Linked DNA regions of Homo sapiens: region 1 is linked to region 2. The links are chromatin loops, found by intact Hi-C in ENCODE. Cell type or tissue: CD4-positive, alpha-beta T cell. All regions are shown on one strand. Links, peaks and the distances in the headings refer to the core of each region. The heading gives the core; the rest is flanking DNA.

The links. Hi-C counts contacts between places; a loop is a spot of excess contacts. Peaks named below come from ENCODE experiments on the same cell type or tissue, not always from the same donor. Only the 100,000 strongest peaks of a DNase experiment are listed, where the experiment ranks them.
Region 1: it touches region 2 in a loop (2.6-fold over the local background); 15 of 110 quality-filtered maps call a loop at or near these places.

What each region holds. Positions count from the first base shown.
Region 1 is chr12:9,683,480-9,692,831 of GRCh38, forward strand. It overlaps CLEC2D (C-type lectin domain family 2 member D), which reads left to right. Exons shown (of 5, transcript NM_013269.6): 3 at 4,423-4,607; 4 at 9,349-9,352. Among named protein-coding and RNA genes, the nearest start is that of LINC02390, 15 kb to the right of the region's middle. In CD4-positive, alpha-beta T cell, for the core only: no CTCF peak of the experiment used is centred there; a DNase peak (open chromatin) is centred at 3,912; H3K27ac peaks cover 2,491 bases.
Region 2 is chr12:9,630,178-9,639,529 of GRCh38, forward strand. It overlaps the pseudogene LOC374443. Among named protein-coding and RNA genes, the nearest start is that of KLRB1, 27 kb to the left of the region's middle. In CD4-positive, alpha-beta T cell, for the core only: a CTCF peak has its summit at 4,187 (motif pointing right); DNase peaks (open chromatin) are centred at 2,714 and 4,214.

The DNA of each region.
Region 1 (9,352 bases), core at 356-8,355, 53 kb after region 2:
TTGTTCTCAGGTTTTTATGGTTTTAGGTCTTATGTTTAAGTCTTTAATCCATCTTGAGCTAATTTTTGTGTAAGGTGTAAGGAAGGGGTCCAGCTTCAGTTTTCTGCATATGGCTAGCCAGTTTTCTCAACACCATTTATTAAATAGGGAATCCTTTCCCCCATTGCTTGTTTTTGTCAGGTTTGTCAAAGATCAGATGGTTGTAGATGTTGGGTGTTATTTCTGAGGCCTCTGTTCTGTCCATTGGTCAATATATCTGTTTTGGTACCAACACCATGCTGTTTTGGTTACTGTAGCCTTATAGTTTAATTTGAAGTCAGGTAGCATGATGCCTCCAGCTTAGTTCTTTTTGCTTAGGATTGTCTTGGCTATACAGGCTCTTTTTTGGTTCCATATGAAATTTAAAGTTTTTTTTTTTTTAATTCTGTGAAGAAAGTCAATGGTAGCTTGATGGGAATAGCATTCAATCTATAAATTACTTTGAGCTATATGACTATTTTCATAATATTGATTCTTCCTATCTATGAGCATGGAATGATTTTCCATTTGTTTGTGTCATCTCTTATTTCCTTGAGCAGTGATTTGTAGTTCTCCTTGAAGAGGTCCTTCACATCTCTTGTAAGTTGTATTCTTAGGTATTTTATTCTCTTAGTAGCAATTGTGAATGGGAGTTCACTCATGATTTGGCTCTCTGTTTGTCTGTTATTGGTGTATAGGAATGCTTGTGATTTTTGCACATTGATTTCGTATCCTGAGAATTTGCTGAAGTTGCTTATCAGCTTAATAAGTTTTAAGGGGATGAGACAATGGGGTTTTCTAAATATACAATTCTGTCATCTGCAAACAGAGATAATTTGACTTCCTCTCTTCCTGTTGAATACACTTTCTTTCTTTCTTTCTTTTACCTGATTGCCCTGACTAGAACTTCCAATACTATATTGAATAGGAGTGGTGAGAGAGGGCATCCTTGCCTTGTGCCAGTTTACAAAGGGAATGCTTCCAGCTTTTGGCCACTCAGTATGATATTCGCTATGAGTTTGTCATAAATAGCTTTTATTATTTTAATGTATGTTCCATCAATACCTAGTCTATTGTGTGTTTTTATCATGAAGGGGTGTTCAATTTTATCAAAGGCCTTTTCTGCATCTGTTGAGATCATCATGTGGTTTTTGTCATTGGTTCTGCTTATGTAATGGATTACATTTATTAATTTACATATATTGAACCAGACTTTCATCCCAGGGATGAAACTGACTTGATCGTGGTGGATAAGCTTTTGATGTGCTGCTGGATTCGGCTGGCCAGTATTTTATTGAGGATTTTTGCATTGATGTTCATCAGGAATATTGGCCTGAAATTTTCTTTTTTGTTGTATCTCTGCTAGGTTTTGGTATCAGGATGATGCTGGTCTCATATAATGAGTTAGGGAGAATTCCTTCTTTTTCTATTGTTTGGAATAATTTCAGAAGGAATGGTACCAGCTCCTCTTCGTACCTCTGGTAGAATTCGGCAGTGCATTTGTCTGGACATGGGCTTGTTTTGGTTGGGTAGGCTATTAATTACTGCCTCAGTTTCAGAACCTGTTATTGGTCTATTCAGGAATCTGATTTCTTCCTGGTTTAGTCTTGGGAGGGTGTATGTGTCCAGGAATTTATCCATTTCTTCCTTGCCTGGGTATCACCAGCAAAGGCTGAAGAAAAGCAAAGATTGCTGCCTGCTCCTTCCTCTGGAAGCTTCATCCCAGAGGGGCACGCACCAGATGCCAGCTGAGCTGTCCTGTATGAGGTGCCTATCAACCCCTGCTAGGAGTTGTCTCCCAGTCAGGAGGCATGGGGGTCAGGGACCCACTTGAAAAGGCAGTCTTTCCCTCAGAAGAGCTCGAGCACTGTGCTGGGAGATCCACTGCTCTTTTCAGAGCTGGCTGGCAGGAATGTTTAAGTCTCCTGAAGCCGTGACCACAGCCACCCTTTCCCCCAGGTGCTCTGTCCCAGGGAGATAAGAGTTTTATCTATAAGCCCCTGACTGGGGCTGCTGCCTTTCTTTCAGAGATGCCCTGCCCAGAGAGGAGGAATCTAGAGAGGCAGTCCGGCTGCAGTGGCTTTGCTGCACTGGCTTTGCTGCACTGTGGTGGGCTCCGCCCAGTCCGAACTTCCCCCAGGGCTTTGTTTACACTGTGAGGGGAAAATCACCTACTCAAGCCTCAGTAATGGCGGATGCACCTCCCCTCACCAAGCTTGAGCATCTGGGGTCCACTTCAGACTGCTGTGCTGGCAGCAAGAATTTCCAGCCAGTGGGTCTTAGCTTGCTGGGCTCTGTGGGGATTGGACCCACTGAGCAAGACCACTTGGCTCCCTGGCTTCAGCCCCCTTTCCAGCAGAGTGAATGATTCTGTCTCAGTGGGTTCCAGGCTCCACTGGGGTATGAAAAAAACTCCTGCAGTTATCTTGGTGACTGCCCAAATCGCCACCCAGTTTTGTGCTTGAAACCCAGGGTTCTGGTAGTGTTGGCACTCCAGAGAATCTCCTGGTCTGTGGGTTGCAAAAACCGTGGGAAAAGCGTAGTATCTGGGCCAGATAGCACCTCACAGCACAGTCCCTCACAACTTCCCTTGGCTAGGGGAGGGAGTTCTCCCACCCCTTGTGCTTCCTGGGTGAAGCAGCGCCCCACCCTGCTTCTGCTTGCCCTCTGTGGGCTGCACCCACTTGTGTAACCAGTCCCAGTGAGATGATCCTGGTACCTCAGTTGGAAATGCAGAAATCACCTGCCTTCTGCATTGGTCTCACTGGGAACTGCAGACCAGAGCTGTTTCTAATCAGCCATCTTGCCCTCTCTGGTCTGGTCGTTTTCTTTAAATTGGTTGATACAGGAGCAGTGATAGCACAACAAATATGCACAGATTTGGGGAAAGTCATCCTGCATTATGGTCTGGTTCAAGAAATTACATTTTAATAGTTATAATTTGGTATCACCTTGTTTGTGATACCAAACCAGATACAATACACGTTTGCCTCATGTTATGATTTGTTATTCAGATTACACCAGTTATTATTCATAACTAAGAGTGATTTCTCATCTCACAAGAGCCAAATCCAAGGATAATGGTGCCAATTGATAGTAATGATTCTATGAATACCCAGCATTCTGGTCTATCATAGACACTTTCAGAACCATTGAGTTGAAGGTAGAAGGTGGTTATATAATAGAAGATGAACTGGTAGCTACTAGGGGCTCAGTGACAACTATCTGGAGAGACATTCATTCATCTCGATCCCACATGAAGAGAGCATTTCTCCTGATTATATAAGAAGTGGGTCAGAAAAGCCTGTCCAGTGAAGTATTGCTGCCTTCAAAGTGTAGAAAACCTCACTAAATCTCCTTAGTGGAAGGAAGTTCACTGTACAACAACTTATTTCATATTTATGATAGTATTTAGACATATACAAGGCTTTTTCACATCAAGAAACCTTATTCACATAAGGCATCTCTATCCTGCCCTTCATTTTACCAAGTCATCTGGAGCAGCAATCGCCAACCTTGTTGGCATGAGGGACCAGTTTTGTGAAAGACAACGTTTTCATGGACTGGGGTCAAGGAATGGTTTGGGGATAATTTAAGTGCATTACTTTTATTGTGCCCTTTATTTCCATTATTATTACATTGTGTAATAATATATAATAAAATAATTATACAACTCACCATAATGTAGAATCAGTGGGAACCCTGAGCTAGTTTTTCTGAAAGTAGATGGTACCATCTGTGAGTGATGGGAGACAGTGACAGTTCATCAGGTATTAGATTCTCACAAGGAGCCCACAACCTAGATTCCTCACATGAGAAGTTCCCAATAGGGTTTGCCCTCCTATGAGAATCTAATGCCACTGCTGATCTGACAGGAGGTGGAGCTCATGAGGTAATGTGAGTGATGGGGAGTGGCTGTAAATACAGATGAAGCTTCACTTACTCATTCGCTGCTTACCTCCTGCTGTGCAGCCTGCTTCCTGACTCATCCATGGACCAGTACTGATCCATGGCCTAGGGGTTGGGGACCCCTAATCTAGAGCACTTGGAGAACTATCTGTTCTCCAAAGCTGATCAAATGCTATCATTAATGTATCTAATATTTTAAGAAAGGGTAACACTGTTGAGAGCCAAATAGATACATGGCCCAGAGCAAGCTTAAGTTACTAATAACTCCTTTTTCAGCTCACCCCCTGCTGAAGGCATGAGTTTGAATCTCAGTTTTGCCATTTGCTGTGTAATGTATGCAATTATATTTAGCATCATATTTCTCACTTGAAAAATGAAAATAATACATTTAATACTTAACAGGAGTGTCAGAAAGTATATTAGCACTTGGTAATTTATACAATACAATATAAAAGTAAGAAATTTTTATTTTATTTATTTTTATTTTATTTTCAGCAATAAGAGCTAACTGCCATCAAGAGCCATCAGTATGTCTTCAAGCTGCATGCCCAGAAAGCTGGATTGGTTTTCAAAGAAAGTGTTTCTATTTTTCTGATGACACCAAGAACTGGACATCAAGTCAGAGGTTTTGTGACTCACAAGATGCTGATCTTGCTCAGGTTGAAAGCTTCCAGGAACTGGTAAGAAAATAGTTCTGGCCAGAATCAAAGATTCAGCCCTACAAGGATATGTTTTCCTGTGAAATTATCTAAGAGGTAGGTTTAGACATCTGCTTTTACATTGATTTTTTTTTTTTTTTTTTTTTTTTGCATAACGAAAGAGTAACCTAGCATGTATTATATTTTACAGTGAACCATCTAAAATTACCTTAATATTCGTGGCAGGAACAGGCCCAGAGGGCAAGCAAGCCAGAGCCTTCTTTGACTTGTGAGCCAGAATTGTGCAAATAAGGATTAGAAAAGTATTGGTAGAAACCCAGTTTTAAGTTTGTATGAAGTTAGCAACATTGTTTCAAAATAAATCAAACAAGGCCAAGAGCAGTGGCACATGCCTGTAATCCCAGCACTTTGGGAGGCCAAGGCGGGTGTATCACTTGAGGTCAGGAGTTTGAGATCAGCCTGGCCAACATGGTGAAACCCCATCTCAACTAAAAAATACAAAAATTAGCTGGGCATGGTGGCATACGCCTGTAGTTCCAGCTACTCAGGAGGCTGAGGCAGCAGAATTGCTTGAACCTGGGAGGTGGAGGCCTACAGTTAGCTGAAATCATGCTACTGTACTCCAGCCTAACAGAGTGAGACTCTATCTCAAAAAAATAATAAAATAAAAACAATAAGTCAAGCAAGAATGATGTCATAGAGGTTGGTAGACTAAAAAGCTACAGAAATCTGTTCCTCCACTGAGAAAACTATTGAACTGTCAAAAACTGTCTGAAGTAACTATTTTGGAATTCTCGAGTCTAGTTAAACACTGGAAGCATCAAGGGAAGAGTTTGATAAAGAGGATGATAAATTTTGGTTAATGTTGGTGAATTTCAGCCTTTCCACTCAATAATAACTATTTTCCATACCCCATTATTGCAGGGATCCATGGGAACTGCTGCCCATGTTCTTGTAATGAATTCCTGCAGCCAGGGTGAACAATAAGCACCTTTTTGTCCAAATGTCAGGGTTATTGCTGATTTCTGCCTTTGAATGCTGAGGGGCAGACACAGAAGTGGGCTATCATTGCATCAGTCCTCATCAGCTGAAGTGGCTTCCCAAGGATTTAAATAAATAGTATGTGTTTTTCCTCCCTTTAGGAAGCAGTCATTTAAGACAATTTTTATTAGATAACTGGCTGACAGCAGAGATAACAGAACAGAGATTTCAATGACCATGCACAACAGAGAATAAAAATAGTTGGGAAAAAATCATGACCAAATGACTCTGAGCCACAACAACCAAGATTTGACAATCCCTGAAGAGCAAAATAATTAAGTTACCAGAGTTACCACAACATAGTATTCATAATGTCCAGTTCTCAAAAAAAAATTACAAAACATGCAAAGAAAAGTATGGTTCATTCACAGGAAGAAAAAGTAATCTGACAGAAACTATCCCTGAAGAGGCTCAGATATTAAAAATATGAGTCAAAAATGTTAAATCAGCTGTCTTAAGTATAACCAATGAGTTAAAGGAAACTAGACAAAAAGCTAAAGGAAACCGAAAACATAATAAATGAACAAAATTAGAATATCAATATAAAGGTAGAAATTGTAAAAAAGAACCAAGCAAAAATTCCAGAGCTGAAAAGTACAATGACTGAAATTTAAAAATAATTTTAAAAACTCAATGAAGAAGTTCAACAGCAGATTTGAGAAGTAAGAGATCAGAAAACTTGAAAATAAGATAATTGAAACAATCCAGACTAAGAAAAACAAAGAAAAAGAATGAAGATAAATAAATTCTAAGGAACCTGTAGGACATCAGCAAACATACTAACATATGTACTGTAGAAATCCAGGAAAGAGAAGAGAAAGAGAAGCAGAGAAATACACTTAAAGAAATAATGAACAAAACTTTCCAAAATCTGAGGAAATACATAAATATATACATCCAAGAGGCTCAATGAACTCCAAAAGGGTAAACTTAAAGAGATCTACATTGAGACAAAATATAGTCAAGTTGACAAAATCCACAGAGAGAATTTTGAAAGCAGCCAGAATGAAGCAACTCATCATTTACATAAGACCCTGAATAAAATTAATAGCTGATTTTCTCTGAGAAACCATGGAGATCAGAAGGTAGTGGAATGGCATATTTAAATGTCTGAAAGAAAAAATAAAACTGCCAACCATGAATTCTATGTATAGCAAAGTTGTCCTTCAAGAATGAAGGAAAAAGTAACACATTTTCAGATAACCAATAATTAAGGGATTTTATTACCAGTAGACATGTGCTACAGAAAATGCTAAAGGAAACCTTTTAGGCTGAACTGAAAGTACACTAGACAGCAATTCAGAGCCTCCAAAATAAAGAATATTCATAAAAGTAACAATAGAGGTAAATATAAAACCCAGAATTACTACATGTGTCATATAGTTTATAACTTCTCCTATTTATAGCTTTCTATATTTATATTTATCTATAACTTCATAGGCAAATGAATAAAAATTATAAATATGATAGTGGTCATATAATGTATAAAGATGCAATCTGTGACAGTCTTATGAAGCAGGGATGAAGACATATAGGATCAAAATGTTTGCATAGTTATTGAAGCTATGTTGATATTATGAAATTATATTGTTACAAGTTTAAGATGCTAATTATAATTCTCAAGGTAACCACTAATAAAATTACCAAAATTATGCAGAAAAGGAAAAAAGAAAAACAATACACTATAAAAAACCAATTAAATACAAAAAAAGTCAGTAACAGACAACTTGAGAAACAAAGACATATAAGATATAGAGAAAACAAATGATTAAATGGCAAAAGTAAATCTTGTTTTAGTAATCACATTAAATAGAAAAGGATGAAGCCATCCTATTAAAGGGCTGAGACTGACAAGTTGGCTAAAAACTAAAATAAATTAAAAAGAAAAACAAGACTCATCTACATGCTGTCTATAAGAGACTTGCCTTAGATATAAGGACACAAAGAAGTTGAAAGTAAAAGGACTGAAAAAGATATTCCATACAAACAGTAGTAACCAAGATAGTGCCGAGTGGCTATATTTTTGTCAAACAAAATAAACTAAAGTAAAATTTACAAGAGAAAAAGAAGGGCATTATGCATTGACAAAAATTTTGACATAGCCAAATAATTATGTTATAAAATATATGTACTTAATAATACAGCCTCAAAATATATGAAGCAATAATTGCTATAATTTAAGGGAGAAAAGAACAGTTCTATGAAAAGTTAGAGAATGAAATATTCCACTTTCAACATGAGATTAAACAACTAGACATAAGATCAATAAGGAAATAGAAAATTTGAACAACACTATAAACCAATTATCCCTAACAGGCATATACAGAAGAATCTACCCAACAAGAGCAGAATATTAATTCTTCTCAAATGCACATGGAACATTCTTAAACCATATGTTAGGCCACAAAACAAGTGTTAGTAAGTGTGAAAATTTGAAGTCATAAAAAGTATCTTTTGCAATTACAATGGAATGAAGCTAGAAATCAATAACTAGAAAAACCAGAAAAGTCACGCATATGTAGAAATTTAAAAACCCGCTCTTCAACAGCCATTGGTCAAAGAAGAAATCACAAGGGACATTAGAAAATACCTTGAGACAAATGAAGTAAAAATACAAATAGCACGTTTATGGTATACACTGAACATAGTTCTAAGAGGGAAATTTATAGCTGTGAGCAGTTAACTAAAAAAGAAGAAAGATCTCAAATCCATAGCCTAACTGTACACTGTAAGGAACTAAAAAAAGTAAAACAAAAATAGAAGTCATCTTTATGATTTGAAAGAGTAAAAGATTTACCTAATAAGTCCCTAAATTTACTAATAATAAAGAAAATTGTTTATATATTTAATTGCGTTAAAATTCAGAACTTGTAATCATAAAAAGGACAGTACACATTGACAAGGAAACACAGCAAAGGAAACCAGCCTATGCTGCTGCTGTTGTGAGGATAATTTGGTACACTTACATTAGTTTGGTGTCTTTTCTTTCTCTTTCTTTCTTTCTTTCTTTCTCTTTCTTTCGTTCGTTCGTTCGTTCGTTTCTTTTTGAGACAGAATCTCACTCTATTGCCCAGGCTGGAGTGCAGTGGCGTGATCTTGGCTCACTACAACTTTTGTCTCCCAGGTTCAAATGATTCTCATGCCTCAGCCTCCCAAATAGCTGGGATTACAGGTGCATGCCATCACGCCCAGCTAATTTTTGTATTTTTTTTAATAGAGAGGGGGCTTCATCATGTTGGCCAAGCCTAGTCTCAAACTCTTGGCCTCAGGTGATCCGCCTGCCTCGGCCTCCCAAAGTACTGGGATTACAGGTGCTTGGCCTGGTGGTGTCATTTCTTAAAGTTGACAAAAAGCATATCCTGGGGCCTAAAAATTCTATTCTAGGACAGGTGCCAAGAATGTCATAGTAGCATACATTCCAAACTTGATAAAACCCTGGTGTCAACCGATAGTATAATAGATAAATTGGAGAAGAGTCATACAAAGGAGTACAATACAGAAACAAAAGTAACCAAATTATCAACAATTTCTCTCAGTTTTAAATTATCTTCTTTTGATATGTATGATAATATAGCACACCTATTCTGTATGTATTACTAAACAATACAAAATCAAAAGGAAGAAAATTATGAGTAGTTAAGAATATAGCATAGCAGCAACATTTCTGGGAGAGGATGGGTTATGTTAGATTAATGAATATCATCTCTGTGTTTTCTGAAAGAATT
Region 2 (9,352 bases), core at 983-8,982:
GCTAGCTGTCTATCAATTTTGTTGATCTTTTCAAAAACCAGCTGCAGGATTCATTGATTTTTTGAAGGGTTTTGTTGTGTCTCTATCTCCTTCAGTTCTGCTCTGATCTTAATTATTTCTTGCCTTCTGCTAGCTTTTGAATGTGTTTGCTCTTGCTTCTCTAATTCTTTTAATTGTGATGTTAGGGTGTCGGTTTTAGATCTTTCCTGCTTTCTCTTGTGGGCATTTAGTGCTATAAATTTCCCTCTACACATTGCTTTAAATGTGTCCCAGAGATTCTGGTATGTTGTGTCTTTGTTCTCATTGGTTTCAAAGAACATCTTTATTTCTGCCTTCATTTCGTTGTGTACCCAGTAGTCATTCAGGAGCAGGTCGTTCAGTTTCCATGTAGTTGAGCGAGTGTCTTAATCCTGAGTTCTAGTTTGCACTGTGGTCTGAGAGACAGTTTGTTATAATTTCTGTTCTTTTACATTTGCTGAGGGGTGCTTTACTTCCAACTATGTGGCCAATTTTGGAATAAGTGTGATGTGGTGCTGAGAAGAATGTATATTCTGTTGATTTGGGGTAGAGAGTTCTGTAGATGTCTATTAGTTCTGCTTGGTGCAGAGCTGAGTTCAATTCCTGGATATCCTTGTTAACTTTCTGTCTCATTGATCTGTCTAATGTTGACAGTGGGGTGTTAAAGTCTCCCATTATTATTGCGTGGGAGTCTAGGTCTGTTTTTAAGTCTCTAAGGACTTGCTTTATGAATCTGGGTGCTCCTGTATTGGGTGCATATATATTTATGATAGTTAGCTCTTCTTGTTGAATTGATCGCTTTACCTTTATGTAATGGCCTTCTTTGTCTCTTCTGACCTTTGTTGGTTTGAAGTATGCTTTATCAGAGACTAGGATTGCAACCCCTGCTTTTTTTAATTGTTTTCCATTTCCTTGGTAGATCTTCCTCCATCCCTTTATTTTGAGCCTATGTGTGTCTCTGCACTTGAGATGGATCACCTGAATACAGCACACTGGTGGGTCTTGACTCTTTATCCAATTTGCCAGTCTGTGTCTTTTAATTGGAGCACTTAGCCCATTTACGTTTAAGGTTAATATTGTTACGTGTGAAATTGATCCTGTCATTATGATGTTAGCTGGTTATTTTGCTCGTTAGTTGATGCAGTTTCTTCCTAGCATCGATGTTCTTTACAATTTGGCATGTTTTTGCAGTGGCTTGTACCGGTTGTTTCTTTCCATGGTTAGTGCTTCTTTTAGGAGCTCTTCTTGTAAGACAGGCCTGGTGGTGACAAAATCTTTCAGCATTTGTTTGTCTGTAAAGGATTTTATTTCTCCTTCACTTATGAAGCTTAGTTTCGCTGGAATTGAAATTCTGGGTTGATATGAAATTCTTTTCTTTAAGAGCGTTGAATATTGGCCCCCACTGTCTTCTGGCTTGTAGAGTTTCTGCTGAGAGATCCGCTGTTAGCCTGATGGGCTTCCCTTTGTGGGTAACCCGACCTTTCTCTCTGGCTGCCCTTACATTTTTTCCTCCATTTCAACTTTGGTGAATCTGACAATTATGTGTCTTGGAGTTGCTCTTCTCGAGGAGCATCTTAGTGGTATTCTCTGTATTTCCTGAATTTGAATGTTGGCCTGCCTTGCTATGTTGGGGAAGTTCTCCTGGATAATATCCTGAAGAGTGTTTTCCAACTTGGTTCCATTCTCCTCGTCACTTTCAGGTATACCAATCGGACGTAGATTTGGTCTTTTCACATAGTCCCATATTTCTTGGAGGCTTTGTTCATTTTTTTTTACTCTTTTTTCTCTAAACTTCTCTTTTTGTTTCATTTCATTCATTTGCTCTTCAATCCCTGACACCCTTTCTTCCACTTGATCAAATCGGCTACTGAAGCTGGTGCATGCATCATGTAGTTCTCGTGGTATGGTTTTCAGCTCCATTGGGTCATTTAAGGTCTTCTTTACACTGTTTATTCTAGTTAGCCATTCATCTAATCTTTTTTCAAGGTTTTTAGCTTCTCTGCAATGGGTTCGAACATCCTCCTTTAGCTTAGAGAAGTTTGTTATTACCAATCGTCTGAAGCCTTCTTCTCTCAACTTGTCAAAGTAATTCTCCATCCAGCTTTGTTCTATTGCTGGAGAGGAGCTGCATCCCTTTGGAGGAGAAGAGGCACTCTGATTTTTAGAATTTTCGGCTTTTCTGCTCTTGTTTCTCCCCATCTTTGTGATTTTATCTACCTTTGGTCTTTGATGATGGGGACACACAGATGGGGTTTTGGTGTGGATGTCCTTTCTGTTTGTTAGTTTTCCTTCTAACAGTCATGACCCTCAGCTGCAGGTCTGTTGGAGTTTGCTGGAGGTCCACTCCAGACCCTGTTTGCCTGGGTATCACCAGCAGGGGCTGCTGAACAGCAAATATTGCAGAACAGCAAATGTTGCTGCCTGATCCTTCCTCTGGAAGCTGCGTCTCAGAGGGACACCTGGCTGTATGAGGTGTCAGTCGGCCCCTACTTGGAGGTGTCTCCCAGTTAGGCTACTTGGGGATCAGAGACCCACTAGAGGAGGCAGTCTGTCCATTCTCAGATCTCAAACTCTGTGCTGGGAGAACCACTACTGTCTTCAAATCTGTCAGACAGCTTTGAAGTCTGCAGAAGTTTCTGCTGCCTTTTGTTCAGCTATGCCCTGCCCTTAGAGGTGGAGTCGACAGAGGCAGGCAGGCCTCCTTGAGCTGCGGTGGGCTCCACCCAGTGCAAGCTTCCCGGCTGCTTTGTTTATCTACTCAAGCCTCAGCAATTGCGTACGCCCCTTCCCCAGCCTCACTGCCGCCTTGCAGTTCGATCTCAGACTGCTGTGCTCTCAGCGAGCGAGGCTCCTTGGGCATGGGACCCTCCGAGCCAGGCGCGGGATATAATCTCCTGGTGTGCCATTTGCTTAGACCATTGGAAAAGTGCAGTATTAAGGTGGGAGTGCCCCGATTTTCCAGGTACCATCTGTCACGGCTTCCCTTGGCTAGGAAAGGGAATTCCCTGACCCCTTGCGCTTCCTGGGTGAGGTGATGCCCCGCCCTGCTCTGTGGGCTGTACCCACTGTCCGACAAGCCCCAGTGAGATGAACCCATTACCTAAGTTGGAAATGCAGAAATCGCCCATCTTCTGCATTGCTCACACTGGAAGCTGTGGACTGGAGCTGTTCTTATTTGGCCATCTTAGAACCTCATGCCAACTGTCCTCCCTAATCTTTTATTATGCAGATGGGTTCTCTACCTGGCCTGTGCCTTGTTGCCTGTTCCTTTACTGTACATGTGATGACAAGAAAAGAAGATGGACCCTCCATGTTGAACATGCCTGGCCCTCAGGTAGCCCTTTTCTATTGGCACAGCTGCTGGCATTCATCTGTGCAAGCTTCCAGCTTGCTCATGTATGTCTGCAGCTCGATTTCTCAGGCTGCTCTTTGTTAGAAAAGAAATGATTTTTTGGGCTGCTTTTTGTTAAAATGGAAAATTCTGCCTATGACTCTGTTGTCCTTACTATCTGCCTAAATAATTTATTTCTATGTCCTGTATCACTGGATTCCCCCCACCTACCAAGTTGTTCTTAAAAACTGCTCCCTGAATGCTCTAAGAGACTGATTTGAGTTTTGAATAAAACTCTGGACTCCCACACAGCTGCCTCTGCATGAGTTACTCTTTCTCTATTGCAATTTCCCTGTCTTGATATATTGGCTCTGTCTAGGCCTTGGGCAAGGTGAACCTGTTGGGTGGTTACATTCTCACTGTTATAATTTTTCAAAGGTGATTTCAGTCATGCCACCATCAGTGTAGGTCTCACCTGGGAGATTGTTAGAAATGTAGAATCCTGGACCCAGTGAATATGAATCTGCAGTTTTAAAAGATCTCCAGGTAATACATAGATGAATTAAAGTTTTAGAGCTAATGCTATAAGTGACATGGCTTCTTGATAAGTTATTTTCCGATTTTCAATCTGAGGTCCCCTGGGCTGCCTGCATGGATGTGTGGATAGGGGTTGAGGAAAAGGATGAACATTGGTGTTTCTCTTCAAGAGTTTGAATTTGATGTTTGTTTGCACACTTCAATGTATCTGTATATTTTAAAAAGTGGAGCAGTTATTCCTAGAGTGAAACTTTTGTATTCACCTAGAAAATCCATTTCAACTATCTGAGTTAGTTTACCAACAGTTCCCAGAAGAGGGCGCTGCAATGCCTTTCTTTTTCTGTCCTTACACCTGTGTACTGAAGTCAGAAACTAATTGATGAAATGTTTAAATCCACATTATTTCATTGGAGGTACCAATACTTGTATTTGCTAAGTAGATATTCTTTTCTTTACTTTGTAGATGAGTAAACAGGAAGACTGAACTGTTTCTCAACTCCCAAATTCAGGCTTCTTTCAAAATCTACAGTATCATTGGGGGCTGTTATACCAGGACACATGGAGGTGAAGAACTAAAGCAAAATCGTGTCTACTTCACAGTTTTGCCTAAGGCTGGGCTTAATTCTTAAAAAGGTAGCTCTGCTCTTAGTTGAGTGGTCTGGCTAAATTCAAGCAGATTAAACCAGTGTTTATTGTGTTGCTTTGCTAAAAGCCTTTTAGCTGCTTTCAACACAAAATGTTATCCATATTGCTTAGACTTTGCAAACGTAAATAAAATATTCTGTTATGAGTTTTGCAAGAATTTTGAGGGTGAGTTAATGTCAAGGTACCTCTGAACAAGATTTTATACATGTATAGGATGAACGGGACTGCCTTGATGTTCCCCTCAACTTGACTAAACTTTAGACAGATTTCTCCCTGACGTATCACTCCTTTACTTCTCTTTTCTTAGATTGTTTACTTTAGAAAACTTCCCACTATAAATTCTTTCTGTCTTCTTATTTGAGATTTAAATTTTTCTCTAGCCTTTTATCGGTTTTGCAACCCAGGAATATCTTTCTCAAAGACCTGGGAGCCATTTCTTTGAAAAATAATCATCAAGAAAAATAGTTCCCTTATCTTCCCATCTCTGTGGGAGGGTAGTACTCTAACTTCCATATGTGCCAGTTAGCAAATACAGATGGCCTAATCATGTTGACCCACCTTCCCCACTAATATTCTCCAGAACTTTTTCACTAGCATACTCCAGCCTTTACAATCTCTCCTGCTTTTTGTTCAACAGATTTGAATACAGTCTCTCTTTCTTATTGGAACAGGCTTGACACCTATTGCAACAATTTTGAATAAAGTCTTCCTTGCCTATTTAACTTTGTCCAATGCAATTTTTCTTTGAGAATAGCCTACAGAGATTCAAATACAATAAGGTTATTGTATTAGCTACTTGCATACTACTAGCATTCTTTATGACTCATTATTAGAAAATAATAAGTGCAATTGAGGAATATGGGTATTTTTCCTCTACAATTGAAACCACTGAAAAGTAATCCTATAAACAAAGTAGCCCCTGTCCAATGTCTTTCCCTTATATCTTCCTAAAACACATTATTCTACTGTTCTTCCCACTTCAAGGGCCACAGTTTCTCATTTGCTGACTTTTCCTGTGTTTTCCTCTAAATGCAAAATTAAGATTTTATTCTTGGCTCACTTCACTTCTGTATTTACACAGGTACAGATGTGTAGATTAACAGATCTAGTTGTCGCTTCCACAGTTACCCTTCTGCAAACCTGTTCCACCTAGCAGTCAGAGGTATCTTCTAAAATATAAAAATGCAAAAGTATCTTTTCTCTGCTTGAAGTCCTTCAATAGCTCCTTTTTGCAGTTAGAGAAAAAAATGATACCCAAATCCTTCTCGCTGTTTAACAAGGTCCAATACAATCTAGCATCTTTACATGTCCTCAGCCTCAACCTTCACCACTCATCCTTCTCCACTTCTGCCTCCACTGCCATGTTGATCATATTAGATCCACAAGAACTTCTTTCCATTCCTAGCACATGCCAGGTTCCCCTTCCTTAGGCCCTTTGCTCCTGCTGTTCCCAAGGTAAGGAATGCTCATTCCTCAGATCTATTTTGGTTATGACAGCTGAAAGCTTTTTCCCAAAGATCTGGAACAAAACATGGATGGCTACTCTCATCACTCTTATTCAGCATAGTACTAGAAGCCCAGCCCAAGCAATTAGACAAGAGGGAAAAATACAGAAAATCTAAATTAGAAAGGAGGAAGTCAAATTGTTCCTGTTTTCCGATGACATAATCTTATATATAGAAAACTGGAAAGTCCACCAAAAAACTCTCAGAAAGGATACAAGAACTTAGTAAATTTTCAAGACACAAAGTTAAGACAGAAAAAATCTGTAATATTTCTATACACACACAATGAACTAGCTGAAAACAAAATCAAGAAGGCAATCCCATTTGCAATAGCTACACACACAAAAAAACCTAGGAATAAATTTAACCAAGGAAGTGAAAGATCTCTATGTTGTAGGAAAATCCAGGTTCTTGTCACATGACTAAGATAATTTAGGCATGAGGACTCATTGTAGGGTGAGTAGGGCAGAGTTTATTGGGTGAAAAAGAAAAAAAAGTGGGAAAAAGGGACTCTCAGCAAAGTGACAGTCCTGCTACGAAGTTTCCCACCTTGCAGATTGAATCCTTGGTTATCACCCAGGAACAGGAGAGGCTAGGCTACTCCCCCTTGTAAACAGTGCTAACGTCCCACGGCTCCACCCCATCCTCCCAGTGCACAGGACGGTCAGAGGTTCTCAGGAGACCCCTTTTGAGGTGGCTGTCTCATTCCCCACTCTGAAGTACATCTAACTGCCGTTAGAATAAGGATAAGGATAAAGAAGACCAATCCTAACTGCCTCCTGCCGACAGGGGCGCTGTTTTGGGGAAATGGCAGTCAGATCTCCCTCAAAGGCCTCTCTAAGTGTCCCTAGCAGAAGGCGCCATTGTCCAAGGCTCCAGTTGCATGACTATTTGGAGTTTGATTGCCTGAAGGAGAGAAGAAACAAACCAGGTTAATAGAAAACATGTATCAAAACCAAACAAGGGGGTGGGTGAAGACAGCTCAAAAATCCTGAGGCCTTTTACCAGTTCACACAGGGAGATGGAGGGGGTGGGGGACAAAAGCTGGACTGGTAAGGAAACTTACTTTTGTGCAGGCATGTCATAGTTCTGGGCCTCCTTCTCCTGAGCCCAGTCTGAAGCCAACCAGTCTAAGGTTTGGGAAATTAACTCTTCCCAGTTTGGAGGATGCATCTGAGGGGAGTGTTCCATAGTACGGAGACACAATTACTTATCATTAAAGAGATGACAGAGGAGGAAAAAGGAAGGTGTTTTTTCAAGGAGTCCCAGGGATTCAAGATGCATTTGAAAGGGGTACAGACTGAAGATGAATGGCTACTCATCTAGAAAGAGGGGAGCCAGTGCCTCTGATTCCTTTCTCTTCCTAGCAAATACACAGGATACATGAGGGAGGAAAAGTGAGGTGTTCCTCTTTCTTTCCTCCATCCTTTTATCCCTGAGTCTTGGTGACTGTGACCAGTGGCCATGGGTGTTAAAGTGGCTTTCGCCCATGTTAACAGTGAGGGCCTAAGAGGTGGGAGTATCCATTCTCACCCATGTATGCCCTATCTCCCCTTCTGTCAGTAGCCTTTGGATTCCCTAGACCTCATTTATGCCATGGATACTAGCGTAGCCTTTATCCATGAAACTGGAAGCTTGGCTTAATTGGCAGGAATCAGCCACACTCACCTGCACTATGTCTTTTGACTTCCGTTATCATCTGCCTCTGGATCCCTCAGATCCAGTTTTCTTTCCTAGGCCTTTGACTCAAAACTTGGAATTAAGTTTGGGACAAAAATGCATCTTGGAGTGGGTTGCATGGACTCCTTATCATAAACCAAATGCTAAAGTGAAGCTGTGGAATTGAGTCCTCTTCCAACAAGGGAGAGAAAAGGATGTCCAGTGACATGCCTAGATAACTGGTGGCTATAGTTATGCTTCCTAGGATTTGGGTGCATGTTGCTTGGCTTTGGTTAGCTCCCTTGGTCTTACTTTCCCCCACCTCCCCCCCAGAAAAACCCTCTGAGTGATGGGCAACCTATTTATTCCCATCACCTGGTAGGATTTGCAGGATAATTGCTCAGAACTAGAATATTGATCCAGATTTCTACATTACCCATCCTGTTTGTTCTTTCTGAGCTGCACACAGAGATCACTGGTTGGTTCACAGGAACAAGCAGGGTTAGTCTGAAAATGTAGGCAAAAACTGAAAAACAACTAATGAGTTTAGAATTTTAAGACAAATGTATGATAAATTTTGAAACATAATTTCTCTCTCTCCAGTCCTCATTTTTGTTAAAAACACAAATCATGATAGGACTCAGTTGTTTGCAAAATTGAATTTAGTCTTATACTTGGCCTGATTATTTGCATAAAGTGCAGCAAAAATAATTATTTCTACATAGGCCTTTTGATTGGCTTTGATGGAATGCTGTTCCACAAGTAATCTCAAATAAGATCTTTTAAAGCCACGCCCAGACATGTATTTGTATCCTCAAATACCTGTGAGTTGGGTAATCCTCTTGTCTTAAGGTTCCAAGATAAACTTGGAGCTCCTGGGCCTGTTAGAAAGTGACATTCTTTACTGATCACAGGTCATGAACCCTGTACAGGAACTGCATAGACAAGGCTCTGAGACCAGTTTCCTCAAGGGACTTTTTTTTTTTTTTTTTTTTTTTTTTTTTTTTGAGAGAGTCTCACTCTTGTTGTCCAGGCTGGAGTGCAATGGCACAATCTTGGCTCACCGCAACCGCTGCCTCCCGGCTTCAAGCAATTCTCTTGCCTCAGTCTCCCGAGTAGCTGGGACTACAGGCATGTGTCACCATACATGGCCAATTTTGTATTTTTAGTGGAGATGGGGTTTCTCCATGTTTGTCAGGCTGGTCTCAAACTCCCAACCTCAGGTGATCCGCCCGCCTTGGCCTCCCAGAGTGCTGGGATTACAGGTGTGAGCCACCACGCCCGGCCTTCCCCAAGGGACTTTTATTGGCTCTGCAAGTTGAGCTTGACTCCTTAAAGAGAAGCATACCCTTCCAGTCAAAGCCTTGGTAAAACAACCAGTTACTCCAATTGCATCCTGTTGCAAAAGAAAATGGATTTTTACTGCACTGATGCAAACAAGTATATTGCTGTAAGTTAAGAATACTCACAGATAATTTCCAAATTCTACAGGAACCAGGCAGAGAGAAGCAAATATACTCCAAATTTTGTTCACAGGAGTATACTCTACTCAATGATTAAAGGCTATAAATAGTTCAAAATATGTTTTCTTGACTCTAAAAAACAAAACAAGGATCAGCAATATCCAAGCAAAATTGAGAAAGATTGCTTCATTTTT